Regions from separate parts of the Mus musculus genome. Here regions 2, 3 and 4 are each linked to region 1. A link is a loop called in an ENCODE intact Hi-C map of the cell type or tissue named here. Cell type or tissue: left cerebral cortex. All regions are shown on one strand. Each heading gives the region's core, and the rest is flanking DNA. Links, peaks and the distances in the headings are about the cores only. Region 1 overlaps Six3 (sine oculis-related homeobox 3). Region 2 holds the start of Six2 (sine oculis-related homeobox 2). Region 3 holds the start of Gm29418 (a long non-coding RNA gene). Region 4 has its middle 160 kb from the start of Six3os1.

Region 1 (5,019 bases), core at 1,141-3,640:
AGCCAATGAGCATCTGTTGTGAGTGTGTACACACACACACACACACACACACACACACACACACCATTTCTTAGAGGGGCAGGAAGATTCCTAGGGATAGGGACTTGGCAGTCACATTTGTGGACAGACTAGGGTGACTTAGATGTCCCCAAGCAGACTGAACCTCCCAGGGCACATTTTTCCTGCACACAACAGCCTGCAGGTGTATTGGAGTCGCTGAAATTTCTGTAGATTCTCAGGCCAAGCATACAGACTGTATCTAAGCTAGGCAACATGAATAAAAACCCACACTGGGCACATACCAATGACATATGTGTGCATTTATATCAAACACACACATAATACATCCTTTTGTATGCAGAACTTGATGAAATGGTGACCACCCAACTTTCAGAACTGCACACAAACACACACACACACTCGCGCGCGCGCACACACACACACACACACACACACACACACGTGTGCCACTCAAACACACAGGAGATCTGTAGATAAAGTTAGAAAATGCCGTACTGGTATTGTTGGCAGACCTATGTAGAGATATAGGAGTGGTTGACAGGGACCACAGACTGTCAATAACCCCAATAAGAATCCCACCCGCTCAGGCAAAGGCTGTTGGAGGAGTCCAGTAGCTGTTTTCTTCAGTGGAGGAAGAGGCAATGGGTGGACCCAAACTTGCTTTTTCTGCAGTCCATGATGATAGAAAGAAGTGTGACTCAAGTTTTCCCCTTTGTTCTCACACAAAAAGGTCCCTGTTCCTGATGTCACTGGTCTAGTATGCTCCAGAAATCACTGTAGCAACGATAGCCCCTTCCTTCCACCCCCCTCACCCCCCTCCGTTTTGGTTTATTCCCTGCTCTGGGACCATCCACATTGTTTATACCAAGGCAGCCATTTCTTTGGGTTGAAAGGCCCAAGTTCTGGGTCAAGTATGTGAAGAGCAGGTGACAGAATGGAGGTCCAAGCCTGGTGGCTTTAGATGGCCTTTTTCCATATTCCTGGCGTTGTCAGAAATGTGGGCTGCACAGAGCTGCTTCTACGGGCAGTGGGCACACACAGAGATTCTGACACTGTGTGCCAGGCCAGCTGGGGAGGTCGGCTGGATGCCCTACTTCTAAGAAGAGACCCCCTATGGAACCCTCCACCTCCTGTAAGCGCATGCGCTCTTGTGCACCTAAGACACCTCCAGGCCAGTCAGACCCTCTACCCAGGGCGGCTCGCGTAAAACCCCTGGTGTTGTTGGGAATAAAGACAAAAGGGAAACGGAAGTCGAAATTAGTTTGGAAGCGGTCGCTAAATTTCAGACTGGTTTCTTTTTAATCCCCCCTAGCTTTGAAATTGGACTTTTCAAGTGAAGGCAAGTTTTCTGAAATCACCTCTTTGGCCCCTTCTCAAGCGCGCAGGCCGCCTTGGCCCAGAGCAGCAGAACCACTTCCTCCCAGCCAGCTCTCCTCGGGAGTTGTGCGGCCACAGCCGGCCAGGAAAGCTTGGGGCCAGCAGAGGAACGTGGTCAGCAAGGGGTAGTTTTTTGTTTTGTTACTGGTTTTCCTTTACCATGCAAACGAACCAAAAATCCTTCAGAAACTAAGGGACTCCAGGTGATCCCAAAAGACAAGGACATTTTTTTTTCAGACACATAGATCCAGAATCTTAAGACAGGTGACTCGGTCGGACAAGGATGCCAATGAAGGTGGGAGGGAGAGCAACCGCATTTCAGGCCCTGAAGTCAGAAAACTGCCTCCTTCTCCCACCCACTCCCGACCCTTGTTCATCTGGGCCCTAGTTAACCACTTTACATCTCCTCCAAAAAAGAGAGAGAGATTAAAAAAAATACAAGGAAAATAGAATTGCAGCTGTGCTTAGGACGGTCGCTTGGGTTAGGGAGCCTTAGGGTTTCTCCTTTTTAAAAAGCAGGCAACTAGAAGGCTACCAAACATTCCAAGGGCTCACAAGCGCCGCGAGATGCAGCAAATCCAGGGTACAGCACTCCGGGGAGGATTCAGGCCTGACATCTTGTCATGGAAGAAACTAGTTGTAACCCCCTACCCTCATGCCCCCTTTGCCTTTCCCTCGGGATCCTGTTTGGGCTCCCTTTCCCCAAGCAAGTGTTTGTTTCCAGTTTTCCACTCACATTTGGCATCCTTCCCCCTCCCCGGCTCTGGCTCTGGCGGCCAGCGAGTTAGAGAGAGCAAGCGGGAAGCTGGGCTGTTACAGCACCCGGGAGCTGTTTGCCAGGGCGGACACAAACACCAGTCTCTGGGAGTGATAAGAAAATGGAGAATACTGTATTTGCTTTAGAAAGTTTTTACATATAGATAAACACGCAGTTAAGATAACAGTAAAAGCGCTCTACAGGAGTGAATGGGGCCTCCAAAGCGGCTAGGAAAAACTTGAATAGCTTTTGCATAAGAATACTACGGTCTCACTCTCTGCTTTCACTAGCGACAGGGTCCCTCTCTCTCTTTCTCTCTCTCTAACCCTGGCCACCTCGCCAAACCTCGATCGCCAAGTCGACGCCGAGAATCCCCAAAAGGAAAGAGGTGAGTGGGAGGGAAGGAGGGAGGAGAGAGAGAAGGGAGAGGAGAAAAAAGCAGGGATCATATACAAGCAATTTCTACACATATATTACAAACTGGGAAAATGACCGATCATTAAGATATACATAATTCATATAAAATTTTGAAATAAAAATAAAAATCTGTTACAGTCATAACTATTCTTTTTCCACATTTATAACCAGTACCCACACAGGCAGTGACAGAGTGGAGAGAAAAAGGTGCTTACGAAGAAAATGATTGTCGGCTGAACAAAAACAGAGGATTGCATTTTGTTTGACCAATACTTGGACTTAAAAACAGAGAGAGAGAGAGAGAGAGAGAGAGAGAGAGAGAGAGAGAGAGAGAGAGAGAGAGGGCCAAAGGAGAAAAGAGCAACAGAAGGTAGAAACATTTGCTATTTCTCTCGAGGAGTTTTTTCCTATCTTTCTTTCCTTTTTTTTTTTTAAACAACAAATTCAAAACGGAGAGGTCAGATTTTTTTCTTTTTGTCTGCTTTTTGTCGTCTTGTCGCAGCGGCGGTGGTGGTGTTTTTTTTTTGTTTTTGTTTTTGTTTTTTTGTATAGTCTCTTTAAATCATTTTAAACTAGAGAGAATATTTTCCCAGATACAAATAAATCGTCATGCAGGTGGGGTGCCGGGTCCGTGGGAACCAAAAGGAGAAGCCGTGCTTGTCCTAGAAAGTATACAATTGTCACCTCTTTTATGCTTTCTGCCCGCAACATCAGCGTTTGTGACTGTCTGTTGGCGTCGCGGTCCTTTGGGGTGGCCGTGGTAGTAGGTGGTGGTGGGGTTGTTGATGGTTTGAGGTTAATTTATTTTTCTTGTTTTTTTTTAAATATATTTTTGGCTGGGGTGGGAGTGTGTATGGACTTGTGTGTGTATCTGTCTGTGTATCCTGATTTCGGTTTGTTCTAGGGATGGAGTAGAAGAAGAGGAAGAGGAGCAGGGTTACGAAGAGGAGGGGAAGGTGGAAGGGGAGGAGGGGGAGGAGTAGGGCGGCCTTGGCTATCATACATCACATTCCGAGTCGCTGGAGGTTACCGAGAGGATCGAAGTGCCGGTGTCCGCGCGCTCCGTCAGGCTGGACACACTGGTGGTCGGGCTGGCCGCCGTGGACGGTGACTCTGCTGAGCCGTGCGTGGGGCAGCCGGGCTCGGCCAGCGAGCGCATCCCGCTCGGCCCGATGGCCTGATGCTGGAGCCTGCGGGGAACAAGAGAGCCATGCCCGCCCTGACTCGGTGGCCCGCCACCCTGCTCCCCTCGCTCATACCGCGGGGAGCCTGGCCCGACTGGACCCGCACTCCCCTACAACAGCGGCCTCCCGCGTGGCGTGCCCCTAGCCACAGCCTTCAACGGGGCTCTGTGTTCTTACAGGCTCCCAGCTGCCCCCTGAGTACCGCAGAGACTTCCTAACTCAAGTCCGAGCTCCCGGTTTCCCAGCCCAGGGAAGCGTTCCAGATGGAAGGAAGGCCTCAGATGAAGGGCAGACTCCCAAACCAGCCTCCTGCAGAGACCTGGGCAGGCAGCAAAGGACCCTGAGCCGGGACCAGCAGACAGTGGGGAAGAGCTTCGCTTTCTTCTGCAGCCTCCGAGGCTCAAATAACTGAACCCGGAGAACCAGATATTCCACAGAAGCTCAGGCCACGGCCTTCCCAAGCACACACCCCAGAACTGTAGGGGTTCTCCTCAGAGCACCCATCGCTTTCCTTTCTGGATCTCTACGCAGAGGGCGCAGGACACGGGGAAGAGAAAAGAGGGAAGTTGGAAGCTAAAAGATGGGGGGGGGGGGGGGAGAAAAGGGTAGAAAGAGAAGACAGGAGGGAAGGACAGGCTGTGTCTCTTTTCTGGGTGACGAAGCAGTTGTCTGAACCTAGTGTCTCCCTTCTTGGAAGCCTTTCACTGGTCATGGGCGCTCCCCCCATCTGACGAAATGTGGCCTCCACAGGCAGAGATGAGAGGGACGTGGATTCAGGCCTGGGCCACCTAAACCGGCACACACTCTAAGTCTCCAGCCACCAGCAACTGTCAGCAGCCGTTGCCCCTGCTCCCAGGCCTGTACCAGAGCTTCTGCTCAACCCCCCTTCTTTCCTCTCCTTTCCCTTTGGACTAATCGTCTCTCCGTCCTCTCCTTTTTCTTTTTACTTTCTCACAATTGAGCTTTAAAGATCCACCAGAACCAAACAACTTTGTGAGTCTGTAACCAACTTGCCTGCCATGACTGCACCTGCGATTTTGCTTCCCGAATAAGTGGACCAAAACAAGTGGATGCTCCTGAACTGAGGCGATAGGGAGACTTGAAGCTCTCACTCCTACCACCACCCCCTCAAACCCATGAACACACTAACACTCCAGGCCTCTTCACTCCAGGCCTGCCTCTCCTGTCCAGTGCCAGCTCAAGGGATGGAGGCCACCGGCCTTCTCTTTGTGGCAGGAACCCTGGCCTCCTTTCCCCTCTTTG
Region 2 (5,019 bases), core at 1,588-4,087, 62 kb before region 1:
TGTGCTCTAGAACCTCCGGGCAGTCTGGGTAATATATTTCCCAGGTCCCCTGGAATCCTCAGAGCTCACTAAAGGGCATCCATGTCAAACAGGGCAGCCTGAACACACTAGAGTCTGCCCTACCCACAGAGGAAGTCCACAAAGATGACATCTGGATTTCTGCAGTAACTTGTTCAGGTGCTGGCTTAGCACCAACTTAGGCAGTCTTCTGTTTTCAACTCAAGATAAAGGACAGGGCTCCCAGAGCTAAAGTCTTAGGGAAAGCCACAGTGCTCATCTCTCCCATGCTTACATCATCACAGAAAGACTTGTGGCATTCTGGAGCAGAGGGGAAGTTTGGGAAATGATGCTGGATCCTTAAATAAATAAATATGTACCTTACCCATAAACAACCAGCAACCAGAAACCAACGCTTAGGCTCGGGACTCCATTTTCAATATCTGCCTCTCCATCGCCTTAGAAAGCTGACAGGGTTGTTAACAAAACGAGGTCTAGAGGTTTTAGCATGGTCTGTGCCTCCTTGGATCTTGGCATTGAATGTCACTAGGAGCTTGCAGCTGGGTGGGAAAGGGCGGAATGGATGCCCAAAGGACAAGCCTTGCCAAGAAATAAGCCGTGGGCCTTTCAAACTCTGGAAACTTCAGGGATGTCCCTGACCCCACCCCTCCAGTGCACCCCTAACCTTCTATTGCTTGGATTTTTCCAAAGGACCAGCACTTCGTATGTTCTGGGGGAGTTCTGACAAAGAAACAAAAAGCAGGGCTCCTCCTACCCACTTTCTAAGGCCAATCTTGCCGGAACTTAGCGCTGGGTTCTCAGGCAGAAGAGACCAGGAACCCGAGCCCAGAAGTAGGGAGACAGGAAGCTGGTAAATCCAGTCTCTTCTGTGCACCTCACCCCCACCCCGGGAAGTGCGACAATTACCCTACACACGCTGCCCTGGGCTCCCCGGGGCAGTCTGCGGGTCTATGCGGGCTCCCCTGTTTTGTGTCGCCGCCCTTGCAAGATTCAACTTCCGTAAAGGCCACACGAGACTGCCGGGAGTTTCTCGGGTCCTGGGCCCCGTGGGGTTAAGTCTGAGTCCCCGCCTGGCGAGGAGCAGATCGCGCCGAGTGGGGGCGGTACCGGCCGCGGGGCAAGCAGCCTGCTGCGAAAGGAAGGAAAGGCGGGATCCTCCGGGAAGTTGATTCTCAGGCGTCCAGCTGCGGCCACTGCCAAATCTCTGACTTCTCTCCCCACCTCCTCCCCCTTTCCCTAGGGGATAGACATCTCGGGTCCCGGGTTTCTTGCATGGGGGTGGGGTGTTGTCAGCTAGAAAAGCCAAGCCTTTCAGAGGCCCCCTAAGAGAATCCAAACTCTCCATCCCACTGACCTCCTCCTGGGTTAGTGTCTCTGCCTGTCAGCTGCGACCTTCCGAGCGACGCAGTGACCCAGCCGGAGCTGGAGCACCTGGCGAAGCCTGGGTGAGGCTGTTGCGACGCCTCTTATTTAAAAAAAAAGGGAGGGGTGTCTCACACTTTTTCTCTTGAAGGCTCCTTCTGTCCCCCTCTTTTCCTTTCCTGAAAGGCACCCCCTTAAACGGTCCTCCGCCTTCCCTTCTACTCCCTTCCTTCCCCACTTCGGTCCTCCTCTTTTCTTCGAGGGCCCCCACCCAGCCCCCTCCTTCGGGGTCCTCCTCCTCCTCTGCTCTTTGGGCGTCCGCCCCGTCAATCACCGCCGTCTCGGGGCCCCAGCCCGGCTCCTCTCCGCCTCCCGGGCTCTGGGAGTGCCTGGGGCTCCCGTCTCGGCCAACCTCCGCTCTGTGCAGAGCCGGGGCGATCTGTCAGCGGAGCTGGCCGAGGGGGGCGGGGGTGGGAGCCGCCCGGGCCGCCGGGGCTCGGGTTACCGGTGACTGACAGCGTCTCCATGGCGAATAATTTGACTCGACTATTGTCTGGCGCGGGCAGGCCCCGGGTCAGATAACCCGACCAATCAGGGCGCGGGCCGCCGCGCCTCATGCCCGCTTAGAATAATATTATTAAAAAAGCTGCAAGCGAGCTAGACGGGAGGGAGAGCGAACGAGCGAGGAGCCGGCGAGCGAGCGGCGGGCGGGCGCGGAGCATGCGGAGCGGCGCCCCGGGCGGCCTCCGGGCTTGGGCGCGGGCGAGGCGCGCGGGCGGCGGGGGCGCGGAGCTGCGCGGGGCCGGCGGCGGGAGCGAGGACGGATCGTTGTGACTCAGGAGTCGCTCGGGAGCCGGCGCCTGGCCAGGGGGCCCCGCCCGCCTGTCGGCCGGCCGGGGCCGGCGGGGAGGCGCCCATGCGGGGCCGCGAAGCGCGGTGAGGGCGCGCGCGGGCGGGCGGGCGCGCAGCCGCCACCATGTCCATGCTGCCCACCTTCGGCTTCACGCAGGAGCAAGTGGCGTGCGTGTGCGAGGTGCTGCAGCAGGGCGGCAACATCGAGCGGCTGGGTCGCTTCCTGTGGTCGCTGCCCGCCTGCGAGCACCTCCACAAGAATGAAAGCGTGCTCAAGGCCAAGGCCGTGGTGGCCTTCCACCGGGGCAACTTCCGCGAGCTCTACAAAATCCTGGAGAGCCACCAGTTCTCGCCGCACAACCACGCCAAGCTGCAGCAGTTGTGGCTCAAGGCGCACTACATCGAGGCGGAGAAGCTGCGCGGCCGGCCGCTGGGCGCCGTGGGCAAGTACCGCGTGCGGCGCAAGTTCCCGCTGCCCCGCTCCATCTGGGACGGCGAGGAGACCAGCTACTGCTTCAAGGAGAAGAGCCGCAGCGTGCTGCGCGAGTGGTACGCTCACAACCCCTACCCGTCGCCACGAGAGAAGCGCGAGCTGGCCGAGGCCACCGGCCTCACCACCACGCAAGTCAGCAACTGGTTCAAGAACCGGCGGCAGCGCGACAGGGCGGCCGAGGCCAAGGAAAGGTACGAGTAAGTGAGCATCTGCGCCGGCTTCCCTGGTCCTGGGAGAAACGGGTGCGGGAGGATGGGGAGCTCCTGGACAGGACTAAATCGCACCCGGACCCCGGGTACCAAGCTCGGCCGCAGCTCAGGCTGGCTCAAAACAGCGCTTAGGTCTTTTCTGGAGGCTGAGCGACCCGGAATTTGTCTAAAGCGGGCAAAGCGGTGCGTAAGTTCAGTAACTAATTCCTCAGTCGCTTGTGGACTAAACTGGAAAAACGGCGAGTTTCAGAGAGGGCAGGGCTGTGGGCCTGAATTCCCTGCGAGGTAAGCGTAGGCTTAGGGCCTGATCTTCGAACAACCAAGGGCGTCGGGGATCAGGGGGTTTAGGACGTCACCTCCAGGTCAAAGAGATTTTTAGGGGTCAGGGCAGGGGTTGGAATCTCCCTAGTATTATCTGGGTAATGACTGCAATATCTATGCAAGGTAGACCTATTCCTTGTCTGGGCATAAGAGCTGGGCACAAGAGAGTTGGGAGTTATCCCGCGTAGAAAGGACCCAAAGATGTAAGGCCTCCGGGGGAAATGTCTGCTGAGGAAGAGAAGGCAATCCAGCCTGCCTTTCCTGAACTTGCCAGACCCTTGAAGACCTCGCTCTCCTTAGGTTCTGCTCTCTTTGATGGGCAAGTCGGGTGTGCGAGGTAAACTGGGATCTGCCGAAAGACTGGGAGCTTTCTTTTCTATCGGAATCTAAGACTTTCCAAACTAACCTAAGCTACAGACACCCCTGTAACTGTCTGTAACCCGCTTTGGGCTTAAATCTGGACAAGGAAACTAGGGGATCGAGATCGGAGAGAAACGGATTATGGGAACGGATTTCTCCTTGGGGAACAGCAAAACAAGACACCTGGGTTAGGTGATGTGGATGTGTTGAACACCGTTTGAAGGATCCAGGGTCAGGGTATCGAACAGTAGGGGCAGAAGAGCAAGCTGCAGACTGGACCTGGGTATTTGAAATCCCCAAGTTTGACTTTGAATGGCGATGATGTCTTGCTCATTCCCCCACCCCCCACCCCAAGAAATCTGAAAGAATGGCCGTTAGGAATCCACTAATAGGTTTTACCCAGGATTTCAAATACCCATATCTGGTCAGGGACTGTCCGCAAAAGCAGGCAAGAGGTGGATTCATCTGCGATGGGTTCTCCTCTGTCAGGCTCCATAAGGGCTGGGGTTCCTGACTAGGCCCCAGGTGAGAGCTACAGATTGTGCCTCCTTGTTTCTGCCTACGATCTGAGCCAGCTCTCAGCACCCTGCCCTTCCTTCTACCTTCTCCCCTAGGGAAAAGGAGTCCTCCATTCTCAAAGCCCCATCTTTCTGCCCAGTCAAATGAGCTCCTGCTCAGCTTGGAATTAGGGATCATAGTCTCAGTAGGGAGGGGTTTCCCTCGCGCAGAGAAAGGCAAAGGGAAACTAGGCCTGTGCTCACCCAAGTCGAAGTGGGCCCCTCAGCCTGGGCTCGCTGTATCTGAAGCTTCTATTCCCCACTTCTACCCAGCAAAGCTCGTTTGTACGGTATTTTCCCTCACTTCTCCCAACTCCAGGCTCCCCACTTTGGTGCCGCAGCTCTCTTAAGGAATGGGGTGGGAGACAGGACAGGAAATACTGGGAACAGGAAAGGTAGTCATGACATTAAGGACATGGGCTGATACAGGGAGAGGGACAAGCGAAAACTAGTGTTGAGGGTTTGAGAACGCAATTAAGAACAAGAAGTCAAGTGTGGGAATGGTAGAAACAGCAAACACCCTTTAGCAACCGCAGCGGGGCCCCAGGTGCTGGCATCCTGAGGGTCAGCGCAGAGTGGCCCTGGTTCCCCCTGACCCCGCTCCTTTCCTCCTGCGCTTGCAGGGAGAACAGCGAGAACTCCAATTCCAGCAGCCACAACCCGCTGGCTTCCTCGCTCAATGGCAGTGGCAAGTCGGTGCTAGGCAGTTCCGAGGATGAGAAGACGCCGTCGGGGACTCCAGACCACTCGTCGTCCAGTCCCGCTCTGTTGCTCAGCCCGCCGCCGCCCCCTGGGCTGCCTTCCCTGCACAGCCTGGGCCACCCTCCGGGCCCGAGCGCAGTACCCG
Region 3 (5,019 bases), core at 1,443-3,942, 170 kb before region 1:
TTTGCAGCATGACCACTTGGAAAAGACAAACTACTTTGTGTTGAGAGTTGTGTTTCTTGTTTGTTTCCACATTAAATGCAGTTGTGGGATCAAACACTTGTTGTGTGTTCAGAACACGTTTTCATGTATCAGAAGACATGACTCTCAGTCACCCTGGCTTCTCGGCTACCAAGGGGCTTCACAGGCATGGCTTATACCACGAAAATTCCAATATATATCTTTGATTATTTCCACAGAGGTACATAGCGTGTGTACATTACACATACCAGTATTATTGAGCTGAACTGGCCCAGTGCCGCATTTTTGCTGATTCAGCCCATGGTTCCTCTTTCCCTGATTACTAAAATAACTTTTCTCCATAAGCAAGGAAAATACAGAGGGCTCTTATTTTCACCCTTAATTATACCAAGTCCAAAGGCAAAAATCAGACCAAATTTTTTGAGCCTTATAAAATAAAATAAAAAATGTTCAGTCTTCCCCGCCACCCCAGGAGCGTCGAAATTTGGAAGTGAGCTTGCTTTTCGCTGATGAACTTTTAATTAGCTTTTCTGGGAGGGTCTGCTCTCCAGTGCAGGTTGCTTCTGCATTTTTATGCTGTATGTACTGTTATAGACTTGTAGCAATACATATGTCTTAGTTTCACACAGAGAAAGGTACACTACCCAGTGCTAGACTGCACGGATCACCTTCTCTGACTCAGCGAGGGGATCTCAGAGATCTGGTCTGTATTATTTATGAACACAAGGGCAATGGTCAGTGCCCATACACACAGAATGTTCTCGAAGCTAAATTCTCTGTTCTCGGACACATTCAGCAATCTGCTGCCGTGGGAATCACTGGGGGCCTAGGTTAGCAGGAAGGTTGGGGAAATTTCCACAGCACAACCTTTAGGACTAGCTCACTAATCAACACAAATCTCAAGTAGTCGTGGACTAGGCCCACAATTGGCATTCCTGAAACCAAGGACCACCAGCTGAGCTCTAAATAAATACAGATGTGACAGACAGAGGAGACCCCAAGGAGGGCGGCCTCTCCACTCACAGGTCCTTCCCTGTACAGGCGAGTGTGCCCACCGGCGGTAACATAGCAGAGGATGGGGTGGACACCGAGTTGAGAGGCCCTAGGTCTGAAAACAGTTCGGGATGATTCTGGCCGCCCACCACACTGTGGGCCTCGCTGCTTGTTCCTCAAAGAGGCTGTGGTTGACCTAGCCCAGCCGCGCCTGGGTAGACTGTCAGGCCTGGTTTGAGGAATCACAAACCTAGTCTGCTCGCACAGGGTCTGCAGGAGGCTTGGCTCGCCCAGCGCAGGGTCAGGGCGACCAGTCTCCGAGCCACTCCAACGTGGAGCCTGACAGCGAGACTGCAGAACGGATGACGGTGTCCTGAATTTTGTGAGCCCCAGGCTACCAAGAGGTGGAGCCCGGGGCAGGCGGCTGGGCGCAAAGAAACTGCCCAGCGGCCAGAAACCGTGGGAACACCACTACCTCGGGTCCTCAGCCGGAGGGCTTGCAGAAAAACTGGGAGAAGGGAACCGAGCGCGCTTCCCCTGTTAGGTCTGCCCTGAGAGCGACAACCAGTGACCTCAACCATCCGTACCTTCCACCCCAAGCCTGGACCGCACTACTCACCACCTCTTGGTCACCTACCCTTCTCTCTCTCCCTCCCTTTACCCACCCCCGCCGGTGCCACTCGGGTCACCCCGGGGGGTGGCCGAGATCCCAGCTGTACAAACACTGGGAACAGCCCTCGTCCGCCACAGAACCTTGTACCACCCCCGCCCCAGGGCCCGGGGTCCCTTCTCTGCCTCTGGGAAAGCGCTGAGCAGCGGGGCCCGACCCTAGAGTCGGTGACTGCCTCCAGCACGAGTTTCACCGCCTTCGTCCGCCGGCGCCCGGTGCATCTCTGTCGCCCTCAGCCTCCAGGCCAGAGTTCCCCCAACCCCCGCCGAGCCCGAGCGTCCCCTCACCCCCTTCCCTCCCAGCCCGCGAGGTGCTGGGAGCGGGGATCGGACCGGAGGCACCCACTGCGGCAGATCCCCGGCCTCCGATCTCTCCTGCAGCCGACCCAGAGCCACGTGCGCCAGGCGGACTCCACACCCTACGGGTGCCGTGCCCCGCTGCCCCGGGAGCCGGCCGAGCCTCTCCCCCGCACCTGCACCCACCTCGCCTGCTCGCCTTTCCTTCTGCGCGGAAATACCACTGGCTTCAGACAATTTCAGACAGGCTCCCAGCAGTAGAGGAGGATAGGACATTCCGATCGCTGGAGATCAAACTGGCCCAGGCGACCCGCATTAGAGCAGAGACCCCTTTGCCTGGCCTGGAGAGGGTACAGCCCAAAGAACGAGGCTAACACCAAGTGATGAACTAACTGCTTCATAGTGTAGCGAAGGGCTATCCAAACCATTCCTTTCTGCAGACCTGGCAGGACCCGGAAGCTGGTCGTAAGCAAGAGCAAGAACGTGAATTTATTGGCGTAAGTCTCATTTTAAAAGGTCAACACAAGTAAGAGGCACATGACAGTTAAACGCTGGTGATGAGAGCGCTGGACACGGCTGGGCACTGCGCAGACTGTTTCGGGACCTTTCTTTTTTTGTTTGTTTGTTTGTTCAAAGTGCAAAATTAAGCTAAAAGATTTCCTTACAGCAAACTGTGTGTACGGTGACTTTCCCTCTAAGGGAACTCTTGCTGATGCCGCAAACAGCATCGTAAACAACACTCTAAGGTTTGTGCTTGTGCAACAAAACCGGCAAAACAGAACCAAGGTAAAGGAAGGCTAAGTCCCACTGAGTGAATACTTCATTCAATCGCGTGGGGGGGGGGGGGGAGGTATTGATTTGCATAGTAAATCTGAATCACAAAAGGGCAAGCACAGCTTCCCTTTCAGGGCACTATCTTAGCTTTCCTGGAAGCCCAAAGAAAACAAACAGCGTTGTCAGGGTTTTGTTCCTTAAGGGAATAAATTGTCCTTTTGAGCCGCCGTGGAGTGCTCCGGAGTGAGATGTGCTGTATATATTAGGATATTTTGGAAGCTGGTGCAGGTGTGGGCTGATTCAAATTACTGGGGTTTGTGTTCTTCTAAAGGGTCAAATGAAGGATCTGGTTTTAGGGGAGGTGGACAGGAATACGGTTTCCTGAGTGAAAACGCCTGTGAGCCCAGCCTCGCATTGGAGGACTAAATGCAATCCTGACCAGGCATCCCCCGATGGCCCAGGAAAAGGATGTGTCTATCAGCATACATGTCATCAGTCCTAATTATTTAATATTTGCACTCAATCAAATGCCTTCGCTATTTTGAGAATTTTCACAAATAAGCAATTAGCAAAACAATCTGTAAAGTCTACAATCTGTTGATTTAACGGTGAATTAGTAAGGATTATTCTCCTTACTTAACTTGTAGGAACATTTTAATAGCTAGGAAGTTCGTGGCTGTTGAAAATAGAGCACACAAATTTTGGTGTTAAATATTCCAAAGTTGCAGAATTCTGACAGTCACATAAGTACTTCTTACAAAGTCATTTTGGAACAAAATCTAGGAAATAAAATTAGAATATATTGGTCTTAATCTCGGAAGATATTGGTGAGTTGTCTATATGGTTTCTTAAATGATTTTCTACCCAAAAATTCAGAGACCTTTTAAAACTCTATTAAAAGATATAAATTAGGTTATGTCAATACAGGCATTTAGTTCTATGCAATTCTTACTCCTTCTAAGCCAACACACTAAGCTAACAGTCATATTAGTTTTTATTCCCTAAATATCAGTATCTGAAACTCCCTAAATGTAAATGACCCTGTAGAATTGACTTATAGTCTGTAAATGCTACTAGGAAACTTTACGTACAATTATGCAGGTCACTGGTAGTTTTAAATCACTAAAAAGTAGATACATAAATTTTCTGGCTTGAAGGAGTAAATCTAGATCTATGACTTTCTAATAGAAGATAAATTATAGCTTATTGAGATTTGTTTTATTCTAAGGAAAATAATAATTTTCTTTGCTGTCAGAGATACCCATGGGGGCAACTTTTTATTATATTTTTGAGGGCTGTTAAATTTGAAGATTAAACAAATAACTCCAAACCATTTATCAGAAAAGCCTTCAGACCATTAATGATATTTTGCTTCTGAGGAGGGTATATGAGAGCAGAAAGATAGTCACATTAATATTGCACTTTCATAACCAAAAATCTATACACAGAACCGGAAATAGGTGCCAATAAAAATTAAATACCAGGGTCCAGGTAGAGGACACTCTAAATTCCGCTTGGCAGGGCAAGAGTGTGCTGCCAATAGTCCTTAAGTTCTGTTCTTTATGATAACAAAGTGGTTCAGAGACCCCGCTCACCAACCTTGCACAATCACAGCTGTGTGTATGGGTTGTGTGTTGGTCACCCCCACCTCTAATCTCAGTTTAGCCTTCCAAGGCAAGGAAATAAAGGGGAATGCTCGGACTACTCTGCCACACATACGGACATAGAGTTTATTAATAGGAGAATTTAGCTTAGCCCTCTCACTATTCATCTGAAATTAATTAACTGTGTAGAATTACAAGGTGGGTGTATTCCAGACAGCAGGCCCCGCTCGGACTAATCAAAAGGGCACATGTTGAATGAACACGATTTAGTTAAGGTTAATCCAGTGAAGATGATACGTCCCTGGTCTTAATTACTCCAGGTGATAGATTGTGGGATGGGAAAATAGGAAGGAAGGGAAATTTGGCCCTGCCAAGACCAGGGTTTTCTAATTTAATTTAGCTCTCTGTTTTCACAGTTTCCGTTCCGAGAGCAGGACCACACTCTCTGGGCTCTCGTTGAAGGTGGCTAAAAGAAAGAAAATGAGCATTGTACATTTTAATTAAATAAAAACAAATATGATGTTTCAAAGATGTTTGTGAGTTTTGTACTTATTGTTACACAGTTGTCAATTGGGGAATTTTAGCACAACTCAGTGTATTCTTGCAGATTTCTCCTGGAGGTTATTTTTTTTTAAACCCTTGGTGCCCAGACTTGTTTCATGAA
Region 4 (5,019 bases), core at 1,087-3,586, 160 kb after region 1:
AAGCAGAGTCCTTTTTCTGGAAGGCAGAGGTGACTTTGCACACAGCGCTCCAACCTTTTTTTTTTTTTTTAAACTCACTCAACGCAGTTGTTGTCACAGTAAACCTGGCCTAGGATCGCTAGGTGACATCGCCCACCGGGAAGGCAGAGGGGCTCTGAGTCCTACACAGGAGGCATTGCCAAGTCTGGCTGAGGGCTTGGGGGGACGCTGCCCGGAGGCTTTTCCTTGTGGCTCCAGACAAATTAAAAACCTCCTTACCAGCCATTCACTCGGAGGAGGCCTCTTCCTTGCTCCGCGGGGAGAGTGGGGGGCGGCTGTGTGGCAGGGGATCTGGATGGTGGGGGGGGGGGGGGAGGCTGGGCCTCCCGGGGCTGGCGAGGAGGGGGAGCCTCAAGAATGGAAAGGGGCCCTATCCAGAAGAGATTGGCAGGCAGGGAGCGGGGACAAAGTGCAACCAGGTCACTGGGGAAGAAAAAGAAATCGCCAAGTAAGGGAGTGGGGGAAAGTTCCACTTCCAGCCTCATTATGGAAGAGGTCTGAGCAGAGAGAGGCGGGAGAGCCCGGAGCAGAGAGAAAGGGCAAGTGGAACTGTAGGCAGAGCAGAGCGAGGTTCTTAGGGTGCGCAGGCAGGACAAGGCTGCACCTCCTCCAACGGATCCCCATCCTGAGACCTGGAAGCACACCTGCCCAGTCACTCCCGAAGAGGGGGAACAAAATGTCCCATTAAGGGTGGGACGAATTGATTTTCCAAAGAAGCAAGGCACCATTTCCTCCCAATGCCCTCTCCAGGCCTCCTTAATCTGCCCCGGAGGCAGCAGGTGACCTCTGCGCAGGCCCCCGAGGCGCCTTTGTTCCCGGACTTCTGCGGCCCGCCTGTCGCCGCCTGCACCTGCGCGGCCCGGGCTCGGGTCCACCCTCGGCCGCTCGCTCGCGGGATGCACCGAGCATGCCTTTGTACCCCGAAAGCCACAGCTCCTCGGCCCGCCTGCTTTGGGCTCGACAGCCACTAATGGAAATCTGTTCCCAAGAGGGATATAGGGGAGTATACTCCCCACCCCGCCAAGTTCATCTGGGAAGACCAGTTTGGGACCCAGGCTACCAGGGCGGGCTACAGCCTCTGTCCTTTTGGGCCCATGGTCCCCAGATGCGTCCTGCTGACTTTTAATCCAATCCCTCTGAGGTTTGCTAATTTAATTGTGCAATGGGCACACCTGAGACATTCCCTTCACTCTCATTAGGACATTTCTTAGCTAAAGCGGAAGACAAATGAGCGTAGTAAGACAGGGAATTCAGGGAAAGCTTTTGCCATCGTTGGAACATCCGAGCAAGCAGAAGAAAAGGAGGGGTGGCGGGGCCTCCAGGTTGGAGACAGGCAAGGAGATCTCAAGTTCTTGCTAAGTGAGCCTGTGCTAGGCATTTAGCCTCCGTACATTAAATACCCAGGTTTTAAAGGAGTGGGTCTCCAAACATTTATTATTCATAGTAGCAGGACAGCCAGTAAGCCACTATGTGGAAACTAAAAGACTTCCCGTGCTAAAGGTTAATAAAGGCGTAATTTGAATCATGAAATCTTTATGTGTCCGCTCAATTTACACAGAAGGCTCATTAAAGAGGTTGTTGGTACCAGAGGCTGCGGGTGACGTCACAACGGGCATTTAAATGGGCGGGGCCAGGCCGCTCTGCATGGAATCCTTTAAAAATATAAAAGCCTTCCTCTTTCCTTCTCTGTCTCTCCAGCCGTAACAACTTCACCAACTGTCTAGGTTCCACCCGGAGGATTTCACAGAGAGAACACGTTAGAGGGAATCAGGAAGCAGAGAAAAGGTCACAAAATAAGCACTTGGGGAACAATGAAAGCTTTTCTCTCAGCAGCAGTGGGAGAGTTGCTAGAAAAACGGGAAAGGTATTAATCAGAAGTGGCTATAAACCCTCTGGAGTTTTGCTCTTATAAAACTCCTCAGAAAAAGTCTTGAAGGAAATGCAGGTCAAAGCCCAAAAAAGCTCTTGATCAGAGATTGCTGGAGGAAAAATCTTCCCAGCCGCCGTTTAATAGGCAGCAATCGCCCCAGGAGTGAGGAAGCCAAGTAGGCTTGAGGCATGGTTGCAATTCCTAATAGGTCTTGTCACACTTAAGGCGCTGCAAGCTCCATCCGACGAACAGCTGAAGCTCGCTGGCGATTCATAAAGCCAACAGTTTAAAGTTTATTATGATGAAAGCACTTAATGACAGCCATCGCTAGGGGCCCATCATTTATAAAGCTGCGCAGAGTATTAGGCATGTAGCATGACCACCAATTTTATGTCACAATTGCTACCATAAAATGACCTTTGGTGATTTTTGCTGCATGTGGTGGACAGCTCTTCCTTCACATTAGTGCTCTGTGGCTTTCTTTGCAGACTATTATGCTGTCTAAAGCTTATTTGGCACTGTCGTGAGCCTCAACCCTGGCTATTACCCCGAAGGCCTGTCTTAAAAAAAAAAAAAAAAAAAACCACACACACACACACACACACACACACACACAAAACCCTCATGCTCTATTACGCCACTCCAATAATTTGCAGTTCTTACCAACCTTGGGTCGTGTAATATTTTAATGCAAATATGCTTTACCATTGCATTTTATTTATTTATTTTTCAAGTTCCTCATGTGTGTGCTGGCTAATGAACAACGTTCTCTTGTAGTTCACTGAAATCAGTCTTCTTCCCTGGTCAGGTCTACTGATTGGGTACTGTTTATTCTGACCAGTTAAAACAGTGCTGGAAGAAGAAAAAGGGTGGGTGGGGGGAGAATTAAACTTTTTTTTTAATCCCACGTATGATGAACCTACCTCAAGCAAACCCACCAGTCCAAATTTATTTCCCTGTTCCCCAGGCCAATGCAAATTCCCATCTTAGTGACATTATTTAATTAGGCCTCCATTTGCCACCCTGCTTTTTCTAGTTAGAGAGTGTTTGAATACATGGCCACTTTACTGCTCCCACGTAAACTGCCGTTGAGAAAGTGGCCTGTCCATGCTACCTTTAAATTGTGTATATAATTTTATAAATGATATAAAATCTGCTTCTAGTCTCTGTGGGGGAAAAAAAGAACTTCAAGGCTGGCACACTGCAATTTTGGAAGGATTTAAAATCTGTGATTTCTGCCGGTACCTACTGTATTGGGTTTTATATAAAGCTTTTTCAATAAGGTAAATTGTTACATGACAAACTCATCTCCCAGCATTATCATCTGCTGTTTGTGTTTAACAACAGGAGTCCCGCTCTAACAAAACTGTTGTAATGGTTGCACAAATTACTCAGCTGAAAGCTTTTCACCAAACAAAACAGTATTAATCAGCAGTTCTTATGAAGGTGCTAATTAAAAACAATTTTCTTCCTCAGTTTGCAATACTAAAGCCATCTTCACTTGCACAGTTTCCAATAGAGAGCTACTGTATTCGCTCATACTGCAGCCCTCCATTAACTATTGAATCGCCTATTAGCCATTTTATTACATTTCTGTTTACAAGCTTGTTGACATTTTAAAAGTCACAGTATGATCTGTTTTATCTATTAAAAAATGTATTAATTGAAAAGTCAGGGAGACTAAATAAATAAATAAACAAACAAACACAGATTCCAAATACACAGGCTTTCTGAGCCGGAGACACAGAAACCCTTCAGCCACAGCCTGGGTAGCTGGCAAGCTGGATAAAATGGACTCTAAGAATTCAAAGTGGTCTTTCAGGCCTGATGGTGTGTCAGACAACACTGGGCTGGGCTCCTTCACAACTGAGAAACATTCCGCTCAGGAAAATGTATTTGCTCTGGCTAAAGTCAGGGTGCCTTTCAAACTGCCTTTCCTCTGTGAGATACACTCAGTGTAATGATGATATCTTTGCATCCTGAAGACAGGGTGTTTGATCCATGGAGAACAACCCAGAGACAGAAGCTGGGGCCAAGCAGCCTAATTGTCCCCAGAGACTGGTGTGTATGCCTATGTTCAGTGGGACTCTCTTGACCATGTGGGCATCTGGCCCCTCCCCCAAAGTCCAACGAAAGGGTTTGCCACACAATGCTTCCCAATTGTCTGACATTGATTGGAACCAAATCAAACGCTGACTAAGCACAAAGCCAAAATCTACAGAAGCTGGGCTGGAGGAAGGAGTCAGTCCCCACCTAGCAAGACAAAAACAGTGATGCCCACTTATCCCTTAGAAAAAGGCGTGCCCTACTCTGGCAGTGGGGAGAAGAAAACAAACAAACAAACAAACAAACAAACACAACACAACACAACACAACAAAACCCCAAAATACAACTACCACTATTGCATTAACCAGGTTCTTCAATTGTCAAAGGTGCATAACCAGTTAGGATAGACACCTGGCTGTTGGAACAGGGCCCCAGAGGGCCACTAATCCTTCCTTTCACTCAGTTAACTGCTGGATCCCCTAAACTAAATTCAACAGGTATGCAGTGGTAAATTCTGCCTATACTGAAGCCAAAGGGAAAATCAGCAGGGGCGGCAGCTCTTCTCTGAAAACACCCGAGGAACCAGCCAGAAAAGCTTTTATGGCCCCGACAAGTTTTCTGCTGAATACTGAGCACCTAAATTACCCTTCCCTAATGGAAGTTACATTTTCATGCTCAGTCAAAAAGCCACCAAAATACACAATTTATACAAAATAGCGCCTACCTCTCAGGTAGTCTTTCTGAGCATTTTTATCCCAATTCACAGCATATGTCTTGCTATAAAATAAAATATATTTCTTATAACCAATTGGACGTGGCTGTTCATATCACTGTTTTACAACTGCCTGTGGACAATATTAAATGCATGCTTACACCTAACCTGCCTCTACAAAAAACCAATAGCTTTATCAGAAGATAAAAATCCATAAAAAATACTAAATCTTAACATTGTTTACATTAAAAAACAACAACAAAAACCTTTATTGTGTGTGTGTGTGTGTTGCCACAGTGAGCACCTCAAAGTGAGAGGACAACTTTTGGGAACGGGGTTTTTTTTCCCTTC

The links. Peaks named below come from ENCODE experiments on the same cell type or tissue, not always from the same donor. Only the 100,000 strongest peaks of a DNase experiment are listed, where the experiment ranks them.
Region 2: a loop joins it to region 1, with 4 times the contacts of the local background. A loop is called at or near these places in 10 of 42 quality-filtered maps.
Region 3: a loop joins it to region 1, with 4 times the contacts of the local background. A loop is called at or near these places in 2 of 42 quality-filtered maps.
Region 4: a loop joins it to region 1, with 2.8 times the contacts of the local background. A loop is called at or near these places in 2 of 42 quality-filtered maps.

What each region holds. Positions count from the first base shown.
Region 1 is chr17:85,622,470-85,627,488 of GRCm38, reverse strand. Six3 (sine oculis-related homeobox 3) reads right to left here. Exons shown (of 2, transcript NM_011381.4): 2 at 1,298-3,762. The coding sequence ends at 3,570. Among named protein-coding and RNA genes, the nearest start is that of Six3, 4.1 kb to the right of the region's middle. In left cerebral cortex, for the core only: no CTCF peak of the experiment used is centred there; a DNase peak (open chromatin) is centred at 2,260.
Region 2 is chr17:85,685,290-85,690,308 of GRCm38, reverse strand. Six2 (sine oculis-related homeobox 2) reads left to right here and starts at 2,055. Exons shown (of 2, transcript NM_011380.2): 1 at 2,055-2,916; 2 at 4,796-5,019. The coding sequence starts at 2,357. CJ186046Rik (a long non-coding RNA gene) reads right to left here and starts at 1,815. Exons shown (of 9, transcript XR_001782258.2): 1 at 1-1,815. In left cerebral cortex, for the core only: no CTCF peak of the experiment used is centred there; no DNase peak of the experiment used is centred there; H3K4me3 peaks cover 469 bases.
Region 3 is chr17:85,797,245-85,802,263 of GRCm38, reverse strand. Gm29418 (a long non-coding RNA gene) reads left to right here and starts at 2,530. Exons shown (of 3, transcript XR_877082.3): 1 at 2,530-2,763. Gm4718 (a long non-coding RNA gene) reads right to left here and starts at 2,540. Exons shown (of 3, transcript XR_003952252.1): 1 at 2,164-2,540. In left cerebral cortex, for the core only: no CTCF peak of the experiment used is centred there; a DNase peak (open chromatin) is centred at 2,399; H3K4me3 peaks cover 612 bases.
Region 4 is chr17:85,460,807-85,465,825 of GRCm38, reverse strand. No RefSeq gene overlaps it. Among named protein-coding and RNA genes, the nearest start is that of Six3os1, 160 kb to the left of the region's middle. In left cerebral cortex, for the core only: no CTCF peak of the experiment used is centred there; DNase peaks (open chromatin) are centred at 1,717 and 2,074; H3K4me3 peaks cover 204 bases.